3 separate regions of the Homo sapiens genome follow, and regions 2 and 3 are each linked to region 1. Evidence: chromatin loops called from intact Hi-C (ENCODE). Cell type or tissue: HepG2. All regions are shown on one strand. Region 1 overlaps PLCB1 (phospholipase C beta 1). Region 2 overlaps TMX4 (thioredoxin related transmembrane protein 4). Region 3 overlaps PLCB1 (phospholipase C beta 1).

Region 1 (2,500 bases):
TTTCCCCTGGAGATTTTTAAGCAATACTTTTTTCACTACTGTCATTCAGTAATTGAACTGTGTCAGCCAAATGAAAACTTTTATAAGCTTCTCAGAGGACAGTGCAGTGGTACTGTCTCCATTTATATAAATCGAGTAGGGCAGCTAACTTTCAGAAGGCTGGCAGTGGGCAGGGGTGCAAGTTACTTCATTGTTGAACCATTATTGCCATCTATTGGGCTCATCGTGCTATTGCATTGTGTGAGCCCTGAAAGATAGTAGTTAAATCAATTTAGAACTTTCGAACCATTTAGAACAACCTCGCTGACTTTTTACTTGAAAATCTTTTTTATATAACGGATATTTCTGGGTCTGACTGAAGCCCATAGCTATGGAAGAATGTAATGCTTCATACTGATATGAATATTTAACCTAGCAGAAATGTCCATTAATTCTTCAGGGGAAAAACAATTCATTTAAATGAGTGTATATTGGCTACATATGAAGCTGAATTATTTCTGATGGAGTTAGATTTCCAATCATGCTGATATTTAAGGACTTACCCATGTTATCCTGCCCTCTTAAAAATAATATCAGCATTTTCTACGATATGCACTTCGTTGTGATGACAATACATCCATCAAATAAGCTTGCAGACAAATCATAGGATAAAGTTGGCCCTTCACGATTTTTATGTAGTGACTTTGCTGCCAAAGCCCCAGAGTTCCTGCCCCAGCTCCTAACTTCTTTGACTTCTGCAAGGTCCTCTCTGGCCTTGGGAAAAATGTCAACACAAGATCACTGAGCTATGTGCTGGCCACGCATTGCATGGAAGAGTCGCGGCTTGGGAAAGGAGGGAAAGATGAAGGAGGGATAGATAGTATATCTGTTTTCGGGGTCATAGAGACCCTGAGAGAGTGTTTGTATATCAAAATAGAATACATGTACCATAGAAAGCAAACTGTATTAAATGCCAGCAAACTGTTTTCAATGCCACGTGTTTAAAAACATATAGAGAAAAAATATTGACACGCATTTTTTAATAGAATTTTGAAATTTTAAGTGCTATTTATTAACAAATCCAGTTTAGGAAAAAATCTATATTCAAAATGTCAGTATAATTTTCTATAACGAATAAAATTTAAATCCTTGAAAAAAATAATTTTAAACAGCCCAACTTCCAAGGAAATCTGTAATTGATTTTAGGTAAAATATGTGTTACAAATGCTGTAAAGCTAAATGTTGAAATGGTGACATGATGATCTGTTATTAAAATTTGACAGGAGAAGCTGATACGGAAAGTGACGACGACGATGATGATGATGACTGTAAAAAATCTTCAATGGATGAGGTGGGTACTTAGGGCTTCTGGTCCCTAAGGCATTCCACCACCCTGTACTCTCCTGGGTCTGTCTCATGGTCACTTTCTGCCATCTAGTGGCAAAAAGTAGATTTGTGCCTTCCAATTGCCAGCTTCAATTTTTGAGGCAATTAAATGGCTTATGAAATGTTCCACAATCCGGAGAAGATATGGCGTTTAGAAAAATGATCAGAACTGTGACATTCATTGCATTGTTTTAATTTTGGAACACTAGAGCTACCTATTTATATAAACTTAGGCATCCCGAGTAACTTGATTAGCTCAAAAATATTAATTGCACAGAACCTAGAAGAGAATCAGAAGCAGATCAACTGGAATTTTAGAATTTTGTCTTACCAAAAGTTTATACTGAAACAATCTGGGCAACAGAGAGAGACCTCACGCCTTTAAAAAAACAAGTTAAAATGAAAGATAAAACACATCCAGGTGCAGTGGTGTACACCTGTAGTTCCAGCTACTAGGGAGGCTGAGGCAGGAGGATGGCTTGAGTCCAAAAATTTGAAGCTGCAGTGAGCTATGATCACACCACTGTGCTCCAGCTTAGAAAACAGAGCAAGACACTGTCTCTCTTTAAAAATACGTATTTTAAAGTTTATATTGAATCTGCTTTCAAATTTGTTAGATATGTTCTGTCTCAACGCTTGTAGCTCTACAATTTAGTAAAAATGAAACAAAAAATAAGCTGCTCTTACTTGATGTCCTTCCTCTTAGAATTATTTTTTAATGTCTAAAGTTTTGCTTAATTATGTTCCCTCACTACATTTCAATTTTTGATTTCCAGGAGGAAAACAGCTTACCATGTCTGGCAAAGTATATGTTCCTGAGAATGATTTCAATTGTGTATAATTTCTGATCAGTGATTCTAAATAATTTTTAAACTCTCTTACTAATTGGATAGTCCATTTGCAAATGAATGTTTCCCAGTTAACATTTGACCCAAATATTACTACCAGAATTTTTAAAAGAAACTCATCTCCATGCATTCTCTCTTCTAAAAATGTGAGACAATATTAGATCACTCTACAGAGGCCCATTTTGTGCCAACACTGCATTATTGGTTTTCTTTTTCATTAAAAACTCTATCAAAGTAATATGTCATAGCTAATAATAGCAAAAGCAACATGAGATTGTAGTACCACT
Region 2 (2,500 bases), 740 kb before region 1:
CGGGCGGATCACCTGAGGTCAGGAGTTCAAGACCAGTCTGACCAACATGGCGAAACCCCGTCTCTACTAAAAATACAAAATTAGCCAGGCATGGTGGCACATGCCTGTAATCCCAGCTACCTGGGAGGCTGAGGCAGGAGAATCCCTTGAACTAGGGAGGCGGAGGTTGTAGTAAGCCAAGATTGTGCCATTGCAGCCTGGGCGACAACAAGAGTGAAACTCCATCTCAAAAAAAAAAAAAAAAGAAAATACATTTTTCTTATTATATAATTAGATATAGGTCAAATATCCCTTATCCAAAATGTGTGGGACCAGAAGTGTTTCAAATGTTTTTGGATTTGGGGATTTTTGTATATATATAATGAGGTATCTTGGGAGTAGACCCAAGTCTAAACACAAAATTCATTTGTTTTATATACACCTTATACAACATAGCTTGAAGGTAATTTTATCCAATATTTTTAATAATCTTGGGCATGGAACAAAGTTTTGATTGCACTGTAACTGCCACCTGTCAAATGAGGTCAGGTGTAAAATTTTCCACTTCTGACGGAATGCTGGAACTCAAAGTTTAAGATTTTGGAGCATTTGGGGTTTTGGATTGTTGGAACGGAATGTTCAACCTGTACTATTTGGGGTCCGGTTGGAAATTGGCTTTACATTTTTAAAAGCCAGTGTAGACTGTATTTCTGCCTTACCTTCTCTCTAGTCAAATACTCCACTAAAAAAATGAATATTTCAGTTTGAGAGGGAGGAATTATATAGAAAAGCCAAACTATGAAACCATTCTTATTCCATAATACCTCTGAACCTGAGTTTACTGTTCTTTGAGAACTCTGTTTCAGCTGATTATAAGAGAAAGAAATCCAGTGACACGAGGGCAGGCAGGCCCCGCTCTGCTCTGATCGAGAAAAGCTTCCTGATGTCAGGGAGATGGAACTGCCACCATCAGAACCATGGCACTTTGGGTGAAGGTGTGTCAGCGACCAAGGGGGCAGGAAATGGGCAGTGACTAAGGGGGCAGGAAACAGGCAGGCACATGGCAAGGTTCTCCCAGCCCATCAGCCCAGTGATGGCCTCGATTTTGAAGCTGCACTACTGTCTGAAAAGCACAATTACTGGTGACTCTTAACAAACTTCAGCATACTGGGGAAGGAGACTGTCAAGTAACTGAATTGGAAAGATGAAAAAGAACCATCTCTAAAAGTTGATGCTGTCAGAAGAATAACCTCCTTTGTGCAAGTCTTGCAACATCTTCATTCAACCACAGGAGGGCAGAGAGTTTCAGAACCTCCCCCACCAGTGAGCTCCGTGCTCACAATTAATACAAGGAAAGGGTTATCTAAACAGCCAGATAGAAATATACTGCACGTTCCTTTTTAAAGACGACAGAAACTTTTAGAATTTCATAAACCTGTACTCATTATTCTGTCTGGATCTAAGGAGCATAGAATCAACTTTAGGCATCTTTCGTATGCTTGGAATCGAATTTCATGAATTTATTCTAACACATAAATCAGGTAAGAGAGAAGTAGATGGATAGATTTTTTTTTTTTAAGGAAATTAGCCTCCCTGGGTACTTACAGTAGATTGAGTATTGAGAGATTTACAAAGATATAATTCTTTGGAAGATTACAGAAGATGGAAACAAAATCAAATCTTTCACTTTCAGGTACTGGAGTTCATTAATTCTTTCACCAAAAGCACATCACTGAAGGAAAATCAGAAGTGGTTTTTTAGTTATTATTAAAGTAGTTCAAGACCCAGGGAACCCCTTGAGATGAAAACAAAACAGTATTCAACTTTTCTTCACAAGACTACCTTGTACTGGCAAGACTTAGAGGACTTCTGGCTTGAAAAATATTGCTTAGAAAACTTAAAAAAAAATCAACAACAACTATATTTTGGACAAAACAATTTTTTTTTAATCTGTCTTGTAAAATCCTTACTTCCTTTTGAGTCTCTGATGGCCACAACATTTCATTTGAGATGTTTGGCAGTCACAGCTTCAGGGGTTATGGTTACTGATTATCTAAACCCCTTAGGTCAGAATGAACAAACACAGTTCATGTAAACCTGGCTGTTATTGGAGTCCTCTGACCAAGAGATAATAGTGAAGAGTGTGGAGAGCCTGAATGCCCATGGTGGAAATGCTGGAAAAATTAAAGGTAAGAAATAAAACATAGCACAGGAGATTCAGAGGGCTGGGATGACTTCTGAGCTGCTCTCTATACCCAAGGCCCTTTCAATTTCTAGCTGTGAAAGATTTTTCATGCACTGTGGTGCCTGATGTTTCCTGCAATTTGACAAAAATAAATACTTTACACAAGAAAAGGATGCAAGGCTTCTACGTTACACTTTGGGGATGCTCAGGAGCCAAGGCTCCTGCTTGGCTTTCATTTCACAGGGCCTGCAGCCTTGTCTCTGGAAGGTGCTGATTAGGACTGGGAATGGCCTCCTCTGGTCGAGACTCTCTGACCCCTAAGTAAATGAACTTGTT
Region 3 (2,500 bases), 420 kb before region 1:
TTATGTAAATTCTAATTACTATTGTAATAATAAATAGCCAATACATACAGAATGCTTCCAGTGGGCCAGGCAGTGTTCTAAGTGCTCCCATAATCCTCACAACAACTGTATGAACTGGTTACTAGGATTATCCCATTTTACAGAGAAAAAATGAGGCACAGAGAGATTAAGAAACTTGCTCACCAGGATCTGAATCCACTATTCCACACTCTTAACCCCAGCACTATAAAGTTTCTCATGTCCTCATTTGTCTATTTCAGCCATACCTGTCCTGGAGACAAGAGCCATTGCTAGTTTTCTATGGGGAACTGACATTGCTATCATCTACTCCACACTGGCTATATGCTAGGAACTATAGATTAGTTGGTCTGATTAATCCTTTGAACAGTCAGCAATCATTGTTTTTGAGGATGTGTTGTTGTTATTGTTGTTTGGTCCAGCACTTCCCCATACTATCCCCATTAATCATTAATTATGTTGTTAATTAAGAACACCTGTACTTAACTCGTGGCCATTTATTCCTTTTCTAGAACTATTTATTGTCTATATTTTAGAGAACCTTAAATATGAAAATGGTTAATCCAGAATTTTTTGCTTGGGCCAAGCAAGCAAAATGCATTGCTGCTTTATGAAGAAGACCTTCTTTTGGTAAGAAGACAGTTTTTCATATTTTCATAGCCAGCAATTAAAACCACATGAGACAGGAAAACCTTCAAATTCTTTCTGAGCAAAATACTCTTCCTAGTGAGAAATGTGCTCAAAGTGGTTAAAGATAATGGGAAGCAGCAGAATTAGGATTTGAACTCGTGTGCTTCTGGGCCAAAACCATGGAGTTCCCATTTTGCAAACACACCTTGGGGTCTGTAACCAGGTGCGGCTCCCTGCAGGTGCCAACCACCTGTGGTAAAGGCATGATGAGTCCACTTCCTGTAAGGCTCAGCCCTGCTAGTCGCGACTAGCGCCCTCTAGTGGTCCAAGAGAAAGGGTAAGGTGAGTTCCGGTTTATGATTTGACTTGAGGCATTCGGAGGCTAAACATCCACAAGGTTAGTTCCCTGAACCCCTATAAACCTTGCTATTTATATCTCTTCCTCAACTCTGAGGCCCTCACCCTACATCGGCTGCAGTACAGATTCAGCCTTTAGCGACGGAATTATGTACTGAAACACTCATTTCTGTGCCGCTGCAGTGGTTAGCTTTGATTTTTATAGAGATGCACATGAGAAAACAGTCTGAGCCTGGAGAGTGACTTGTGGGCTGCTAAGGTAAATTGAACCCATGTGTGTGGTATCCTCATGATTGGGAGCAGCAGCAGATGGTGGGCTAGGATGCCTCCAGAAATGGGCTTCGGAAGCATAAAATAAGGACTTGTTCTCTTACATCTGCCTCTGTTGGGGTGTTTAAAGAATTGTTGGGATTAATGCATTTTTCATTTGAAGTTTAAACACTCTCAGAGGATGTTTAGCCGATGGACTATTCTCATTATAGAATGAATTGCTTCACTGGGTTGCACTTTGCAAAGATTGGCTGCAGGGAGTAAGTGATTTGTTGGAAAAGAAGGAGCAAAAAAGGGTGGAAAGAGCAAAGACTCAGTGTCTCAGACAAGTCTTCAACTTTTCCTCTCCATCCAAAATGAATTCATTATGACTGAGAGGTTCCAGTTGGACTCCTGGAGACATTTAGAAGTGCCCCAGAAATGCCACCTGCAGGTCAGTGGTCATGTCAAACTAGAATCTTCTGCACAAGTCAAATATAAGAAGGAAACTTGTTTCATTTGAGTCAGATTTACTTAAGTTTTGGATTGACTCCTAGATCGGCTTCTCACTTTGGGCAAGCTCCTTAATGTCTGCAATCCTTGTTATTTTCATCTGTAAAGTGGAGCTTGTGATGCTTACTTTGTGAGATGTCTTTGGAATCAAGCGAAGTAATGTCTGTAATGCGAATAGCCTAGTGCAGGCATACAACAGATGCCCCATCTAATGGGATTATATTAAAATTATTGTTGTTTTAATATTGGTTATGAAAATATTGCAAAGTGAATGAAGAACTCTCCTTTTACCCAATTTTTTTGTTCAATTTTGTACGTGAACAGTTTAAGGAATCTTTTAACGGAATTTTTAAAAACACTTGGAGGCGGTGACTCTTTAAAAGCTAAACCATGAAATGTTACCATCAGAAAAGAGCTGCTGCTGCCATTTACAAGCATTAACCAAATCCTCAAGAATTAAGCTAGAACTGAGCACATTCTTAACAAGGTGGTTTCGAGTTTTCAGATACATCTTTATTTCTTCAGCTCATTTGCAAATACTTATCTCTGATTTAAATCATTCAAATGACTTCAGGAACACAATGGAAGCAGAGCAGAACTAAGTGTTTCCAACTGTCAGGTCTGGTGAGGGATGATGTAAAACGGGACATTTAGCTGGCATCCTGCATAGTCTTTAAATAGAATTAACAAAAGCTTCCACGTTTCAATGGCTAAAGGTAGTGTTTATTGTAAA

Evidence for each region. Peaks named below come from ENCODE experiments on the same cell type or tissue, not always from the same donor. Only the 100,000 strongest peaks of a DNase experiment are listed, where the experiment ranks them.
Region 2: it touches region 1 in a loop (17-fold over the local background); 16 of 110 quality-filtered maps call a loop at or near these places.
Region 3: a loop joins it to region 1, with 21 times the contacts of the local background. A loop is called at or near these places in 13 of 110 quality-filtered maps.

What each region holds. Positions count from the first base shown.
Region 1 is chr20:8,721,092-8,723,591 of GRCh38, forward strand. PLCB1 (phospholipase C beta 1) reads left to right here. Exons shown (of 32, transcript NM_015192.4): 15 at 1,263-1,330. Among named protein-coding and RNA genes, the nearest start is that of RNU105B, 110 kb to the right of the region's middle. RefSeq lists silencers at 31-325, 1,327-1,376. In HepG2, CTCF peaks have their summits at 209 (motif pointing left) and 1,414 (motif pointing left); DNase peaks (open chromatin) are centred at 200 and 1,400.
Region 2 is chr20:7,979,510-7,982,009 of GRCh38, forward strand. TMX4 (thioredoxin related transmembrane protein 4) reads right to left here. Exons shown (of 8, transcript NM_021156.4): 8 at 1-2,500. Among named protein-coding and RNA genes, the nearest start is that of TMX4, 39 kb to the right of the region's middle. In HepG2, a CTCF peak has its summit at 1,276 (motif pointing right); DNase peaks (open chromatin) are centred at 1,262 and 2,052; H3K4me3 peaks cover 566 bases.
Region 3 is chr20:8,304,670-8,307,169 of GRCh38, forward strand. All of the region lies in intron 2 of PLCB1 (phospholipase C beta 1), which reads left to right. Among named protein-coding and RNA genes, the nearest start is that of PLCB1-IT1, 57 kb to the left of the region's middle. In HepG2, CTCF peaks have their summits at 953 (motif pointing left) and 1,701 (motif pointing left); a DNase peak (open chromatin) is centred at 952.